Linked DNA regions of Homo sapiens: region 1 is linked to region 2. Evidence: read pairs that join two places in POLR2A ChIA-PET (ENCODE). Cell type or tissue: OCI-LY7. All regions are shown on one strand. Links, peaks and the distances in the headings refer to the core of each region. The heading gives the core; the rest is flanking DNA. Region 1 overlaps ZC3H12D (zinc finger CCCH-type containing 12D). Region 2 has its middle 83 kb from the start of UST-AS2.

Region 1 (8,329 bases), core at 317-8,316, 350 kb after region 2:
AACATAAGACAGATAGGAGTAGCCATCTACAGAATCACTCTCACCCTGAGAGATGGTTGTAAATGTGTTATTGGGTTTCCCAAGTCCAAGCAAGGAGGGCAATGCCCTTCAAATTCCATAGAAGACTTCAATGGAGGCAATAAGGAGAGAGTGGTATGAGATCAGGCAGGGCCTTGCAGACATTATGGAAGATTCCTTTCTTCCTCCTAAGAGGAATTAAAAAGCCACGGAAGGATTTCAAGATTGGAAGTAGATGATGTGATGCGTTGTGATGATTCAAAAAGCTCAATCTGAGGCCGGGCGTGGTGGCTCACGCCTGTAATCCCAGAACTTTGTGAGGCCGAGGCAGGTGGATCATGAGGTCAGGAGATCAAGACCATCCTGGCCAACATGGTGAAACCCTGTCTCTACTAAAAATACAAAAATTAGCCAGGCGTGGTGGCGCATGCCTATAATCCCAGCTACTCAGGGGGCTGAGGCAGGAGAATTGCTCGAACCTGGGAGGCGGAGGTTGTAGTGAGCCGAGATCGCGCCACTGCACTCCAGCTTGGGCGACATAGCAAAAATTGACGGTGACTTGGACTAAGCTGATGGTGGTGGATGAGGGAGAAGAGTAGGTGAACTTGAGAGATATTTATTTAGAAGGTCAAATCTCCAGAACTCAATGACTGATTGGATATGGGAGTGATAGAGAAGAAGGCATCAAAGATGACTCAAGATCTCTGGCTTGTGTAAGAGGATGGCAGGCTATTCACTGACACCAGGAATTCTGGAAAGGAACAGGGTTAGAGGGAAAGATCATGAGTTCTATTTTAGACACATATTGAGCTGTTAACATTTCCACTTAGAGGAAATGTTAAGTAAACAGCTAGGGTTCAGTGGAGATGTCTGAGTGATTAAAGTTGTAGGCCGTCTCTGTGTAAGCAATAGCTGAGGCCACAGCATGGACAGAATTTCCTGCTCGCCTGGAGAGAAAGTGAGCAGCCTGGGCTGGAGGAACTCTGCGACTTCGCAGCTGGTTATAGGTAGAGGGGGGCAATATCATATGGGACTCAGGAGGGACGGATCTGAGAAGGAGGAAGAAAACCAGAGGATGTGCATCAGGAAAGCCAGGGGAAAAGGGGTCACCAAACGCTGCTCCAAGTGACTGGTGAAACCTGAAGACGTCCCTCAGACTCAGTCAGTGGGGTCAGTGGGGTTTCGCTGGAGGGAGACAAGTGGATAGATTTGAGATATTGAGAAGGCAAAATCAACTGGACTCAGCCATGTGTGAGACAGAACCTGGCCTCAAATTAGATCACTCCACATCCTCTTCCGCCTTCAGATCCCAGCTTCATCCTCACTTCCTCAGGAAAGCATCCCCTACTCCCTAGACTCCTGCAGATCCCTCTCACGAGCTCTCACTGCACCCTCCCGCTCCTTCCTGGCACTGGGGAACGTTGGCACCCATCCAGGGGATTGCCTGGGTCTCCCTTCTTTAAACCGTGGGCTCCTCTTGCTCACCACAGAACTCTCAGTGCCCAGCATCGTGTCTAATAATTGTAATGACTCACTTTAAAAGCTGTTGAATAAACGAATGGCTGAGAAGAAACTCAGCTGAGAAGCAGCTAGAGGAGAAGCTGAAGCAAAGGGAAGAGCTGACCGGAAGGATCCAAACACAGGCATAACTGACATGGTCTAGGGACCAGAAAGACAGGAGTGGGGCTGGAGCACGAGGAATGAGCCCGGGCAACAGGTGTAAAGGGAGGGGCAAGGATAAGTTCTTAGAGAGCCAAGGGCCACTACGCCACTCGTGCCTTCTCCCGAGAAGCCTGGCAGCCAACCCATATGCAGACAAGGATGACATTTTGAATTCACACTGCTGTGCTCTCTCTCGTATGTGACCTTTCCTGCTATTTTCTCAAGGAAGATTAGGATAGTCACAAGTTTATAAAAGAAAAAGGACGCGGTGGCTCATGCCTGTAATCCCAGCACTTTGGGAGGCTGAGGTGGGCGGATCACCTGAGGTCAGGAGTTCAAGACCAGCCTGACCAACATGGTGAAACCGCATCTTTACTAAAAATACAAAAATTAGCTGGGTGTGGTGGCACGTGCCTGTAATCCCAGCTACTGGAGAGGCTGAGGCTGGAGAATCGCGTGAGCCTGGGAGGCAGAGGTTGCAGTGAGCTGAGATCAAGCCACTGCACTCCAGCCTGGGTGACAGTGTGAGACTCTGTCTCAAAAAAAAAAAAAAAATGAAGAAGATAAATATCCCTTTCGCTACTGAGGCTGAACTCTGAGGCTTGTACAGTGAGGAGAAAATATCAACAGGGATATCTGTGGTCAAAAGGAAGAGGAAGGCCGGGTGTGGTGGCTCACACCTGTAATCCCAGCACTTTCGGAGGCCAAGGAGAAAGGATCACGAGGTCAGGAGATCGAGAGCATCCTGGCTAACACGGTGAAATCCTGTCTCTACTAAAAATACAAAAAATTTAGCTAGGTGTGATGGCATGCACATGTAGTTCCAGCTACTCGGGAGGCTGAGGCAGGAGAATCACTTGAACCTGGGAGGTGGAGGTCACAGTGAGCTGAGATCGCACCACTGCACTCCAGCCTGGGCGACAGAGCGAGACGCCATCTCAAAAAAAAAAAAGGGGGGGGGAAGAGGAAGCAGATCGCTGGTCCTTTCCAGCCCAGCAGAAGCTGAAAAAGAGGGAAGATGGAAGGAGGAGGAGGTCCTCACCCCACCCCCCAATTCCAGCTCCACCCAGCCCAACCATAGGGGAGGGGGAGATGGAGAAACATCAAGACTGTGAACAAGAGGCTGAACCTTTGTTTTTCAGCACAGACTGGGCAGGCTGCAAGCCCCTCAGAGAAACCAGGTTTCTGCAAGGCTGCCTTGGAGGAACATGACTTGGAGGAGAAGTGAGTCTGAAGCCACACCCCATCCCTCGCATGACCCCAGGCCTGGTGGACTGTCTGGGGATGGACAAGCTGGCACCAGTGAGCAGAGAGCACTTTAAGCCAGCATGGCTCCCAGAAGGCCACTTCCATGTTTCCCGTTTAGAGGCCAGGCCAGCCCAGCCACTGTGCAACAGAACCCAGTGAGGGCCCCAGACCCCTTTTCCGGCCAATATCAGGTCTCAAAGGCCCCAGAGGCCATCCGAGATGGGAGGGGGCGGAGAGGAACCACAGAGCCTGAGTCGCCCAGGAGACAGAAGAAACGGAGGCCCCACCTGATGTACACTGGCAAACGTTAAGATGTACCCTCCCCTACCTAAAAAAGAGGGGAAGATATCGTGCCTGTCATAGAAAATGAGGTCCGTTTTCTGTGTCCCTGAAGCAGTAAAGTGAACAATTGATGACACCCTCCCTCACGTCACCCCCGAGACACATGCATCTCTTCAATGTAGTCAAGTCCACCCTCAGTTAATTCTCAAGGGAAAATAGCACCACCACAATTATTTTAAAACTTGTTTCTTGGCTGGGTGCTGTGGCTCACGCCTGTAATCCCAGCACTTTGGGAGGCCGAGGCGGGCGGATCACGAGGTCAGGAGTTCGAGACCAGCCTAACCAACATGGTGAAACCCCGTCTTTACTAAAAATACAAAAATCAGCCAGGCGTGGTGGCGCATGCCTGTAATCCCAGTTACACAGGAGGCTGAGGCAGGAAAATCGCTTGAACCCGGGAGGGAGAAGTTTCAGTGAGCCGAGATCAAGCCACTGCATTCTAGCTTGGGTGACAGAGCAAGACTCCATCTCAAAAATAAAATAAAATAAAATAAAATAAAATAAAATAAAATAAAATAAAATAAAATAAAAAAGCTGTTTCTTAATTGCTGCTCTTTTTTCAGGGTCTCCTTCCATATTTGCATTTAACCATTCACAAGCCATCTCTGACACCTTTGGTGGGTGTAGGAGGCAGTGTTCAGTGGTGAGAGACAGGAAGGGAACCTGGACCCTGGCAGAGCTCTCAGTCGCCCTGGGAGCCCACTCCCCAGCACACAGACAGGAATGCACACACCAAAGGCATCCACTCATCTGCACGTTCCTTCACAGACTCAGTGCAATTCCTGAATATCTACTACAAGGCTCTGCACTGCATGCTAAGAAAAGACATCACCCCTGCTTCTTGGAGCTCTTTTTTTTTTATTTAAGAAATGGAGTCTCATTCTGTTACCCAGGCTGGAGTGCAATGGTACAATCATGGCTCACAGTAGCCTCAACCTCTCAGGCTCAAGCAGTCCTCCCACCTCAGCCTCCCAAGTCGCTGGGACTACAGGTATGCACTGCCACACCTGGCTAATTTTAAAAATTTGTTGTAGAGATGAGGTCTGGCTATGTTGCCCAGGCCGGTCTTGAACTCCTGGCCCCAGGTGATCCTCCCATGTTGGCCTCCCAAAGTGCTGAGATTACAGGCATGAGCCACTGCGCCTGGCCTTGGAGCTCATTTTTAAGATCTGTAGAGGGTTCTGTCTGCCAGGGCACTTTGCACGTTTTGCCTCATTTAATCATTACAAGAAGCCCTTGAGGAAGTGACCTTGTCCCCATTTTACCCTTGAGGAAACTGAAGCAAAACAATGTGTCCATCTCTCTGATCTAGGGGCAGCCCTCAAAGCCTGACCCCTTAGGCTGCAAAACTCTTCCTCCCTAGTCTCCCAAAGACCATTGATTCCCCCCAACTCCATCTATACCTCAGGATCCAGATGGCAGTTCTTTTGGAGGAATAGTAACCCACAGTTTAAATGCTCATGCTTAGAAAAGGCACCTCATGCCCTTATTAACCAACACTGTGAACCAGCTCATCAGGCAGCAAGCCGAGAGCCAGGCCCTGGGAAAAGGAGACAGGAGCTGGGAGTTTTGTTTTTGTTTTCTGTTTGTTTTTGAGACGGAGTTTTGTTCTTGTTGCCCAGACTGGAGTGCAATGGCGCAATCTCAGCTCACCACAACCTCCACCTCCCAGGTTCAAGCGATTCTCCTGCCTCAGCCTCCCGAGTAGCTGGGATTACAAGCATGCATCACCACACCCAGCTAATTTTGTATTTTTAGTAGAGACGGGGTTTCTCCACGTTGGTCAGGCTGGTCTCAAACTCCTGACCTCAGGTGATTCGCCTGCCTTGGCCTCCCAAAGTGCTAGGATTACAGGCATAAGCCACTGCACCCCACCAGAGATGGGAGTTTTGAATAACCAAAGGTACAAAGAGGAAGTGGGTTGGCACCCAAGGCAAATTTTGCCTGCCTGACAACTGTGCCTGGGGTAGCTGCAATCAGAGTGCCAGCCAGTTTCAGTAACTAGACAATCCAATTGTACACCACTGCATCTTTGACTATTGCCAAGTAGTTCCTGCAGAGGCTAGGGGCTCCCAAAGCAGTCACATATGGAGGAAGGTTGTGGCTATGGGCAGGAGGAAAGAGAGGAGCAATGATTCCTCAGGGGTCTGAGATGTGAAGGGAAGCTGCTCTTGCCACTCTGTTTCTTACTGGGGGTTCAATTGCAAACACTCTGACCCTTCTCACCAGGAGATCTCTCCCCAGCTCAAGGCAGGGGAAAGAGACCGTGAGCAGGGGCTGATCTGGGAGCTTTCGCCTTACAAGAAATGGGTGCAGACAGGCAGGAGCCCAAGGCTAACGTCAGACAGAACAGAGTCAGGGTCTCAGAAGCAGGTCTGACCCCCAGCCCGGTCATAAACCCCCACCATTCTCTTTCTTGCCTGCTGGGAACCCACTGAGGGGGGCATGATGAAAACTGAGAGGTATGATTTCAAGCCTGATCTCTCTCTTCCTTGGAGATCCCTTACTCCAGCACAAACCAGAGCCTGCAGAGTGTCCTGAGAGTGTAAAAATGTAAACAACAGCCAAAGCAAAAAGCCCTGTGCACTCCAAAATGAGGACACATTTACATGAAACCCTACTCTGGGGCAGTAAGAGGATGTGAAATTATCAGGTGCTTTCCCCCCAAGGTTGTACTTTGAATCCCGCCTTTTCTAGATTTGCCTACAGAATGTAAAACAGGCTGGGCACTTGTGAGTCTGCCCACCCTAGGCAAGAAAATGCTGCAACTCAGCCGGGAGCGATGGCTCAAGCCTGTAATCCCAGCACTTTGGGAGGCCGAGGCGGGTGGATCACTAAGTCAGGAGATCGAGACCATCCTGGCTAACACGGTGAAACCCCGTCTGTATTAAAAGTACAAAAAAATTAGCTGGACGTGGTGGCGGGCACCTGTAGTCCCAGCTACTTGGGAGGCTGAGGCAGGGGAATGGCGTGAACCCGGGAGGCGGAGCTTGCAGTGAGCCGAGATGGCGCCACTGCACTCCAGCCTGGGCGACAGAGCGAGACTCCATCTCAAAAAAAAAAAGAAAATGCTGCAACTGTTGGCTCGTGAGAATTCATGCTCTTCCCACACACCATGATGCCATTTTGAACACGCTTTCAATGAAAGCTGCCTTCTTTTTAAAAAGTTGCTGGACATTATTCTTAAAGCCAGGTATCTATGGACTCAGGTATTCAGCTGAATGACCCGAGCTGATGTCCCTCTCTTTCTCACGGAAACACACACACAGCCCTACCTTTAAGGTATGGAGACTGCACTGAGAAATCAGTCTTTGGGCTGCTAGTCCATGAGAGCTACTATTTGAGGCACATGTGGCACCCTGAGGGCATCCTGGGCACCAGCCCTGCAGAGGGTCCCTGTGAAGGGAGTGGGGCCTCACACCTGCCTGCAGCTGACAAGTCCAGGGCTTGTCAACTGCAGCCAGAGCCCGCCTCTGGGTCAGGGTCTCCTACCCTGTGGTCCTTTCCTAGGCCGGGGGAGAGCAGAAGGAATGGTAATGTCTGGGGGGAACATGGGGCATTGGAGAGAGCACTGAATCCAGAGCTGGCTCTTCTTGCTCTGTGACCTCAGGCAAGTTACTTACTCTCTCTGAACCTCTAAAGAAGAGAAATTCCTTTACGAGAAAAATGTATTGACCAGGCGCGGTGGCTCACACCTATAATCCCAGCACTTTGGAGGCTGAGGTGGGTGGATCACTTGAGGTCAGGAGTTCAAGACCAGCCTGGCCAACATGGTGAAACCCAGTGTCTACTAAAAATACAAAAAATTAGCCAGGCATATTGGCACACACCTGTAGTCCCAGCTACTCGGGAGGCTGAGTCAGGAGAATTGCTTGAACCCAGGAGGTAGAGGTTGCAGCGAGCCAAGATCTCACCACTTCACTCCAGCCTGGGCAACACAGTGAGACTGTCTCAAAACAAACAAACAAAAAACTACAAAAATTAGCCAGGTGTAGTGGCAGGCACCCGTAATCCCAGCTACTCAGGAGACTGAGGCAGGAGAATCAACTGAACCCGGGAAGTGGAGGTTGCAGAGAGCCGAGATTGGACCAATGCACTCTAGCCTGGCAAAAGAGCAAGACTCCGTCTGAAGAAAAAAAAAATAAAAATAAAATGTATATATTTATTTCAAGCATATGTAAAATAACCACCTTGAATCCTCACCCATTAGAGATGAAAAGGCCTTTTAAGGTTTAGTCCAACATCCTAATTGTGTAAATAGGGCTCAAGCCAGGTGACCTACCTAAGGTCACACAGCTGGATGGCTGAAAAGGGACAGCTGTACAGTCCAATCTACAGCCACTTGCCACACCTGGCTATTCACATTTAAGTTAAAATTAATTGAAAAAATAAAATATAGAAGCCAGTTCCTTGGTTGCACTGGCCACATTTCAAGTGCTCGAACGTCACACGTGGCAAGTGGCTCTGTGGGGACAGGGCAGGGGTGGGCCTTGCCCTCACTGCGGGGAGTTGTGTTGGGCAGCCCTGGCCTAGCGGTCCTGTACTTCTGACTTCCCTGGTTTCCTTTATGGGGTACAGCAAGAGGTCCAGCAAAACTGGGGGCAGCCATAGGTCTGTTTACCAGGTCCCCATCTTCCACTCTCCCCACATCATCACTTGGAGTTCTCATTACGTTGACCCACCTCTTACAAAATGAGGAATGATGCCAGTAGTCCTGCTTAGGAGAGCCCATTTCTGTAAAAAGCACTGGGCCAGTGGCCCACTCTGTCAACCTCCAGAGAGCAGCAGCCAGGTCTTCTGGGTTCAGCCAAGCACGACCAATGGCATTGGGCTAAACATTCTAAAGCACTGGGGAAAGAAGCCCACAGAAACTTCTACCTATTGTGTCATGGCTAGGAAGCACAGGTGGGGGTCAGGGTCTGATTCCAGCCAGTGTTGACCATAGTCAAGCCTGTCAAGTCCTTTCCTGTGTAACTGAGAGGGTCAGAACAAGAACTGATGGCCCACTCTCACATTCTCTGTGCTAACAGGGGACACATGGCCTAGTGCCTCCTGAAAG
Region 2 (8,329 bases), core at 37-8,036:
TCCGCCTACCTCCAACTCCCAAGTAGCTAGGACTACAGCTGTGCCACCATGCATAGCTAATTTTTTCTTTTTCTGTAGAGACAAGGGTCTCTCTATGTTGCCCAGGCTGGTCTTGAACTCTTGGACTCAAGTGATCCTCCCACCTCGGCCTCCAAAGATGTTGGGATTACAAGCATGAGCCACCATGCCCAGCTCTAGTTGCCATAATTTGATTTTAAATCAAAATGGCATGTTCTATGTTCAAAAATGATTCAACTGTGCCACCTACCTCATGGCTTTGGTGTGGGTGACAAGTGAGAATATATGCAATTACACCTCTAAGATATTCTTGATCTGATAGCATTATCCCCAGAGAATGCATATGAAGCGTAGCTCTAAGTTTATTTATTTATTTTTCACAGAATACAAATCAAAGTTTATTGTACAAAATTAAGGCCTTCGTATTTCATAATTCACCAAGGCTAAAGAAATACTAGATAATTTAAGTCCTTCACAAAAATTTCACTTTCACTTCCCCTAATCTCTATTACAATGACCCAACCAAATGTTAGCAAAACAAACACTATAAATAACACCAAGTCCTTTAAAGATGACTCTCCCAAATTTTATTTCTTGGCATAGGTGATCTTCATAGCATGGGATGTTGTGATCTTAAATCCCTGTAAAGCATCCCTGGCAGCTCCAGCCTTCCCATCATTTTCAAATTCAACAAAAGCAATGTCATGCCTCCCTGGTACTAGACATACTTCCTTGAAGCCAGGGAACTGATTAAACAGCATGGATAACATCATCTCATTAGTCTCTTCTGGTAAGTTATTAAGGAATAAAATATAGTTTGGAGGGTAATCGAGGACCTGAGGATTTGGTGTTGAATTTCCTTGGGTACTAGCTGAATTTGGAGTTCCCTAGCCAGGCCTTTTGTTTGTGGTTGTTGCAGTCTGTTCCACAGTTTTGGCTTTTTTCTTTTCTTTGTCAGCAAAAGTGCCACACATTTCAGATATTATATCCAAATCTGTTTTTGCATATGTATTCGCATTGGTTTACCATAAAATGGAAATCCTTGTGACTGTCTCTAAGCATTTGTGGATGAGCCCAGTTCCTTAAATATGACAAAGCCCTGCCCCTCATCTTCATGGTCTTTAAAGCCACAAAGTCCACCACATGACCAAACTGAGAAAACAGGGCATATAGGCATCTCTTCAATTCTTCCTTTTTAATTTTGTCATTCATATTGTTGATATAAATTGTATGATTTGGTCTGATATCCATGTTTGCGTTAAATTCTTCAGAAAGAGACAGTAAATAATCTAAGGCCTATGCCATCTCCCGTAAGAAACAAAAACTACTCTAAGTTTATTTTAAGCTAGGTTTCACAGCCTAAACGAAAATTAAAATGGAAAAAAAAATGTGTGAGACTGAAATTTTGCGATCTAACTTTCAAATTCACACAGAGATCTGATAGGCTAGACTACTAGAATATTGAGAATGCAACCTTTAAAAAAATGGAAATAGCAAAAAGGAGAATCTTCTGTCCTGTTTTAATCCCCACTGGCCGTGCCCTGTCGAGATCTAGAACACAATTAGGCACCAGAACCAGGAGCCAACAAAGGGTGATGCTGTTCTCTCCAGCTGCCACATGCTGAGCATCTCCATGCTCTTTGGTGCTGCTCAGTGGAGCCAGAGCTAACCCCAGGGACCAGATGTCTGGGTTTGCCCAGGAAGGTCTCACTTCACTCATACTACTGATATGCACAAGAGGCAAGGAAATACCGGGTAGTAGAGGGTGGTTCCCCAGCAAAGGCCCCACCCTCAAGCCTGGTCACCCAAGGCCTTAAATGGGAATAGGCATTCCTGTTTTTGTCCCCAACTGTTGCCTTTTCCAAGACCACCCTGGCCCACCACACCCCCCATCCTGTACCCATAAAAATCTGCTCCACGAGCAGAAGCATGGCAGAGCAGCAGAGCAGCAGAGCGGCATGGCAGAGAATGAGAGAAGAGAGGAAGCACCTGAGAGGAGTTTGGCTGGGGGCAGTCGGAGAGGAGATCAGCTTCAGGATGGCTGAACTCCAGGGGAAGATCATCTTCCCACTCCATCCCCTCTCCAGCTTCCCATCCCACTGAGAGCCACCTCCATCACCCAGTAAAATCCCCGCATTCACCATCTTTCAAGTACATGTAACCTGATTCTTCCTGGATGCAAGGCAAGAATTTGGGATGCACTGGGTGCAGAATCCCAAAAAGGCTGTCACCCTGACTCTTCACTGAGCTGTTTAACACTTAAGCCATCCCTGGACAGCAGGGCTGAAAGAGCACTGTAATACTCGTAGACACTGCCATGGGGCCAGAGCCCAAAAGTGCTCACCCTGGCTCCGGCACCTGCTCACCGGCATGCTCCCCTCCTGTAAGTGGTTTGAGCATGTGGTGGCAGAGCAAACAAGCCACACCCCTGTTGAAAGTCCCACAAAGGGGTCCAGGGAGTCTCCCATTTCATTACTCCTACCCTAATTAAAACTGTGCTGGTTTGGGGATAGTTACCCCATGAATCAATTTGGAAATTCTAGACCATAAAATTTCGACTCACACCCAATCCCTCAGCTGAAGAAAGAAAAGCTAAAAGAAGGGGAAAGCTGTAGGGTTGGGGAGTTGGAGCAGAAGAGGGTTAAGCAGGAAGAAAAAAAAAGAGTAGGCCATTAAGAAAATAAAAACTCAGGCCCTACATTAGGAAGAACAAAAATTCAGAATGCCATTCCTCCAGGTATTCTCCTTCTTGGCTGGGAGGGCTGGTGGGGAAGGAAAATTTCACAACAGCCCAATGAATGGATGGCTTGTTTCCCTCCAAGGAGGCTTACAGCTGGACACCAGTAGTCCGAATAGCAGTCCTGTTTCTCAGGCAGGCTTCCAAGGCCGCCAAGTGTTACAAGCCCTTCATAGAGCAGTGGATTTTAAAGGTGAATTGAAACTATTTTAAGATCCCTCTTGGGTAGCAGATGGACAGAATGACGGATTGTTACTATGGTGTAGTTGTTTTCATTCCTGGCCCAACTGCCACACTAAGCACATAGCACTGTGGGCTCCACAAGGGACAGGCATGGTTTGCTCTCTCTGCAAGCACGATGTGTTCTGTAAAACATGCAAGGAAAGAAGAGTGGGAACCAGATTACAAGTTCTTCTAAACAAAATAGAAAAACATTTACTAGGCCATAATAGGACTAAGCAAGCTAATGCAGAATTTCACTTTGATATTATCTTTGAGAGCCAGTTGGGGGAAGCGGGGTGACATGTATGTGAAATTGTACTTTCAGGAGTTTTATTCAATAAGCCAAAAACTAAGAAGTCTTTTGATTGGATCAGTGTTACCCAATTTTGGGGCCAAAATAATAATAATAAACTTTGGTATAGCTCAGTGGTTAAGAGTTCCAGTTCTAGGCCAGGAGCGGTGGCTCATGCCTGTAATCCCAGCACTTTGGGAGGCCGAGGCGGGAGGATCACAAGGTCAGGAGATTGAGACCATCCTGGCTAACACGGTGAAACCCCATCTCTACTAAAAATACAAAAAAATTAGCTGGGTGTGGTGGCGGATGCCTGTAGTCCCAGCTACTTGGGAGGCTGAGGCTGGAGAATGGCGTGAACCCGGGAGGCAGAGCTTGCAGTGAGCCGAGATTGCACCACTGCACTCCAGCCTGGGTGACAGAGCTAGACTCCATCTCAAAAAAAAAAAAAAAAAGAGTTCCAGTTCTAGATTAGATAGCCTTGATTCAAATCTCAGCTTCATCAGTTACTAGTAACTCTAGGCAAGTTCTTTAACCGCTTTGTATCTTGGTTTTTTCATCAGTAAAATGCTGATGTTGCCTCTGTCATAAGGTTGTTGGGAAGAGCTGATAAACAAAATGCTTAGGACACTGCCTGGCACATCCTGGAGCTTGTTAATGTCAGTTGTGGTGGTAGTTGTCACTATTACAAGGTATAATTTCAAGGTTCCATTGTAATCTCTTAAATGTGCTTAGCTATGCTCAATTTGACAGCCAGGGAAAAATGTTTTTTTCAGAGATAAGCTACTGATATTTTGATAATGCTCCCAGTTTCCCTCCCTTGAGTAGGTCAGGAAGGAGGAAGGTTTGTGAAAGAACGGAGCTATTATAAAACATAGTTACAGGGTTGTATAGCTCTAGAGGGTTTCTGTGCTGCCCTGGTTACTTCTCTTGCTGAAAAAGAAGGAAGTGTTTGGGAGGCTGAGGCTGGCAGATCACGAGGTCAAGAGATCGAGACCATCCTGGCCAACGTGGTGAAACTCCGTCTCTACTAAAAATACAAAAATTAGCCAGGTGTGGTGGCATGAGCCTGTAGTCCCAGCTACTTGAGTGGCTGAGGCAGGAGAATTGCTTGAACCCGGGAGGCAGAGGTTGCAGTGAGACGAGATCGGGCTGCTGCACTCCAGCCTGGCGACAGAGCTAGACTCTGTCTCAAAAAAAAAAAAAAAAAAGAAGGAAGTGGTAAGAATTCATAGCAATTAGAGTCACCAAAGCTGGGAAGGTAGGACTGAAATGTTTTTGTTCCACAAAAGTTTTCTGAGCCTTTGCCTACACAAAGTACTTTATTAGGACATTTCCGTGCTACCTATGCGATGCTCAAGGACTTCATTCATTCACTCATTTATTCCACGAGTCTGTGAGCATTAACTATGGATCAAGAACTGTCCTAGGGGCTGGAGATAGAACAACAGACACAACAGGGTCCTAACCTCAGGGCCTCACAGAGTATGGGGGATGCTGACCATTAGCAATCATTAGTGATAGCTCAGGAACTCAGGCAGCAGAGAGGAAAGGGCCAAACTCATCACTTGATGCATGGGAAAGCAATCTCAGGTACCAGCACAGGCAGAGTCCACATATGGAAGCGTTTCAAAGTGGAGAATTCCTGATTTGATGTCAGATTTAAAAGAGCAGGTAAAACTCAGAGTCAATTTAGTATGAGCAGTGAGGGGAGACAGGGGAGTTGGCAAGGCAGGGAGTAGGTACCACTCATTAGTTCTTTGCCTGCAGCGTGACCAGCGTTGTGCTAAGCCCTTTCCGCCATGCTCTATGACAATCCACTGAAGTCAGGATGGCTGTTGTCTTTTGACAGATGAGAAACCCGAAGCACAGGGTATTTAGGTGGCTTGGTCAAGGTCTTCCAGCTGCTTAGTTGTGCTGGGTTAAGCAAATGGCTGTGGCTTCAAGCTTTGGTTTTTCCACTGCCCGACGGGGGCTCGGTTCCAGGAAGGCAAGTGGAGTCCATCCAGGATATTATGAAAGGAAAACTAAGAGCATGTTGTTACATCCAGAATGATGGTAATATGTTTAAAGTTAGATTATATTAGGAAACTGGCAATACTATGTGTCCCTAGGTGTGATCCAGCCCGGATGGCAAGCCAGGCAAATAAAGTTCATTATCGATAGCCTGATATGCCCAAAGTGTTAATTTGCATATAGGACTTGCACTGGCTGCTCAATCAGGCTACTTGTGATTTCTCTTTCCCTGAGATACCCATTTGGCCCAGGGATGTATGCAAATGAGTTCTGGATGTTCATAAAATCTCTGTCTCCCCACAAAATGCAGATTGCCAAGTGTTGCATCTCTTCCAACCAAGTTTTCATTCTCATCTCTTTGGTTCTTTGATTGATTTTGCTACTCCATTTCTAGAACCTTCTTCACCATCACCCCATCTTGGGTTGGTTAGTGTTTATGTTCAGCTCTAAGTAACAGAAACCTGACTAAACAGTGGCTTCAAAGAACCATGAGGTTTAATTTTTCTTAGTGGCAGTTGCTAGCATTAGTGGAGATGTGAAAATGTTGATCCTGTCAAGAAGTAAATTGCTTGCATAGATGGTAAGGTATTTCATGCTGCCCCGAGTCTCCAGATTGTTATTTACTGTCCTAGATGGGGCCATTTAGTTTTCATGACAGGCTGCTGACTTTCTAGTTACTGTCTTCTCTCTAGCTGGCCTGGCTCCATTCTAATTTCATCAGATTCAGTCTATTATTGGGCCAACCTGGAGCTTCCCTGGGAAGCTGCTCCACTTGCCAGTGGTTCAGAATGTAGGTCCTGGGTTAGCTCTGAGATGCCCTTGGTTTTGAGTTGCTGAAGCAGAGCCTTCACACACCCTCAGTCCCATGCTCTTCTGAGGGCACAGAGAAACCATGACATGGGAACAGGACATCATTGAAAAGCCTACTGTGTGCCAGGTGCTTTAGACACTTTCTCCCTGAAGCCTCATGAGAACCTAGGAAGTGAATCCTATTATATTTTCCATTTGGGAGATGAGGACACAGGTTTAGCAAATGTAAATAACAAGACTGTATGGCCAGCACGGGTCTGTCTGATCCCAAACCCTATTCTCTTTCCAGTCACAATGTGCTGAGCCCTGAAAGTTCCAAATTGTCCTAAGTTCCTTAAGTACCCGCATCAAGGGTGGGGCAGGGGCGGAGAGGAGAAGGCAGAGTAGACACCATATCTCAGGGAACCTGGGATCAGGCCAGAACCCCAGGGGATGTGTGCTACAGAAGAAATTTCCCTGGAGTCTGCTAGTGACACAGACTAAGGTCTCTGGTGATTACATAACAGCCATAGCTCCCCCAGACAGCTGGTATCCACAGTGGCAGAAACAGGGGATCCCTTAGCTAGTTTAGATATTCTATAAGAGCTAGGAGAAATCATACCTAGTTCTGCACTACGGTTAGGCAGAAAAGTTTCAAAATGCTGAGTTGCCTTGCTCCTGGCAAGAGTCACATCAGCTCCAGGTGGTGGCCACTTATCTTGTGCTCATCAAAAACTATAATCAGTGGTTCTATATCTCTCTCTTTTTAAAAATGACTTAGATCTAATAATCATTTAATAATCATACAGGGGGCAGTACACAGACCCTCACTGCCCCAACGGCATTTGCAAAAGGCACTGGGGCAGAAAGGGTCTGCGTACTGCTCCCCAAACTGATCCCCATCAAGTAAAGATTTCCACAGTGGCCCTTGTGTTCTGTCTCTGGAAGGAGAGGTAGCAATCTGCTGATCCTGTGGGCTCAGGTCTCCTTGCCCATCCCTCACTCCTCACCAGCATTAGGAGCCCCCATACCCCTCTCTGGTCATCATTCTTTGTTCTATGGCTTGGGGCAGTGCCACTGATCCACAGAAGAGGACTTCCATGTCTATGGTGGTCTTCGCCATTTCCCAGCAAATGGCCACAAGATGCCCAGTTCTTTCGTGTCCTCCCAGGTAGACATCATGCGTGTCTACCCCAGGTCTTACAGTTCTCTTGGGAGTGCTTGGCCTGAAAGGGAAATAAGCGGATGGCTTGTCTATACCATACCTGTTTACAAAAGTTATTTCATGTGGGGCACTGAAGAAAAAAGTTGAAACAGAAAGGAAGATTCTGTGTATGGAGCCTCTGGAAACGGGAATCAATGAAACTTAAGTTCTCCCAGAAAAGTGTGGGGTGCATTGTACAACTTAACTTTAGGGAACATGGTCCAATACAGTGCTTCCCATCCTCTCTGTTGTCATGGTGCATGGGAAACATGATCGTATTTGAACCACACACTGGGGAACAAGGTAAATAAGCAGGGCCACTCACAGCCAGAAACAACAGGCCAGGAAGCTCTGGAAACCCCATACCCCACCAGGCCTCACTGAGAAGAAGGAACCCAAGTCTGGGCACACCATTGGGAGCCTGTAGTCCAGGCAATAGAAGGGTTGATGAAAATCCAGAGGAGCTCAATCCTGTTGTCACAGATGTGTGTATTTTTCCCCTGGGCAGCTCAGGAACCAACACAGCTACATGGTGTCTGGAGCAGCTTTCTAAAACCTTCCCTCTCTGAGCCTCGACTTCACCTCAGTCTAAAAATCACTCAGCAGCTCTGAACTCCTGATGATCAAGGGTCATTCTGATCATACATGATCAATTCTGTTTCTCTCTTATAGCCAAAAAGTCAACAGTCCCCTAGGAAATGAAGGAAGAGAAGTTGTATGATTCATACCATTACTGGGCAGTTTGTACTTTATCTCTTCCTTCCATAAAGCCTGTGGCAAAAAAAAAAAAACTGTTGTATTTTGATTGGTGACACCCCACCAAAAGGTCTCAAGACACATCTTCTATTTTGTTTTTAATAGCTCCCACCTTATTGCATCTTACTGCTAATGTAAAATGTCAATCAGTACATTTTTAAGAGGGCATTTTAAGAATAGTTTATTGCACCTTCAATTAAATTTATGACATAACTAGATATTGCAAAGACATATGAAAGTCATGATTGGAGTCCACAGAATTGATGCTAAAAATAACCTAACAAAAGGAAGAATT

What was found. ChIA-PET counts read pairs that join two places held together with the same protein. Peaks named below come from ENCODE experiments on the same cell type or tissue, not always from the same donor. Only the 100,000 strongest peaks of a DNase experiment are listed, where the experiment ranks them.
Region 1: POLR2A ChIA-PET joins it to region 2 with 8 read pairs; 3 of 35 experiments call an interaction of 5 or more read pairs at or near these places.

What each region holds. Positions count from the first base shown.
Region 1 is chr6:149,463,135-149,471,463 of GRCh38, forward strand. All of the region lies in intron 2 of ZC3H12D (zinc finger CCCH-type containing 12D), which reads right to left. Among named protein-coding and RNA genes, the nearest start is that of ZC3H12D, 18 kb to the right of the region's middle. RefSeq lists enhancers at 2,651-2,880, 2,971-3,020. In OCI-LY7, for the core only: no CTCF peak of the experiment used is centred there; DNase peaks (open chromatin) are centred at 2,797, 3,237, 5,217, 5,947 and 2 weaker places; H3K4me3 peaks cover 4,197 bases; H3K27ac peaks cover 6,213 bases.
Region 2 is chr6:149,111,404-149,119,732 of GRCh38, forward strand. It overlaps the pseudogene LOC729200. Among named protein-coding and RNA genes, the nearest start is that of UST-AS2, 83 kb to the left of the region's middle. RefSeq lists an enhancer at 1,776-1,885 and a silencer at 6,330-6,624. In OCI-LY7, for the core only: CTCF peaks have their summits at 238 and 440; a DNase peak (open chromatin) is centred at 508; H3K4me3 peaks cover 755 bases; H3K27ac peaks cover 1,314 bases.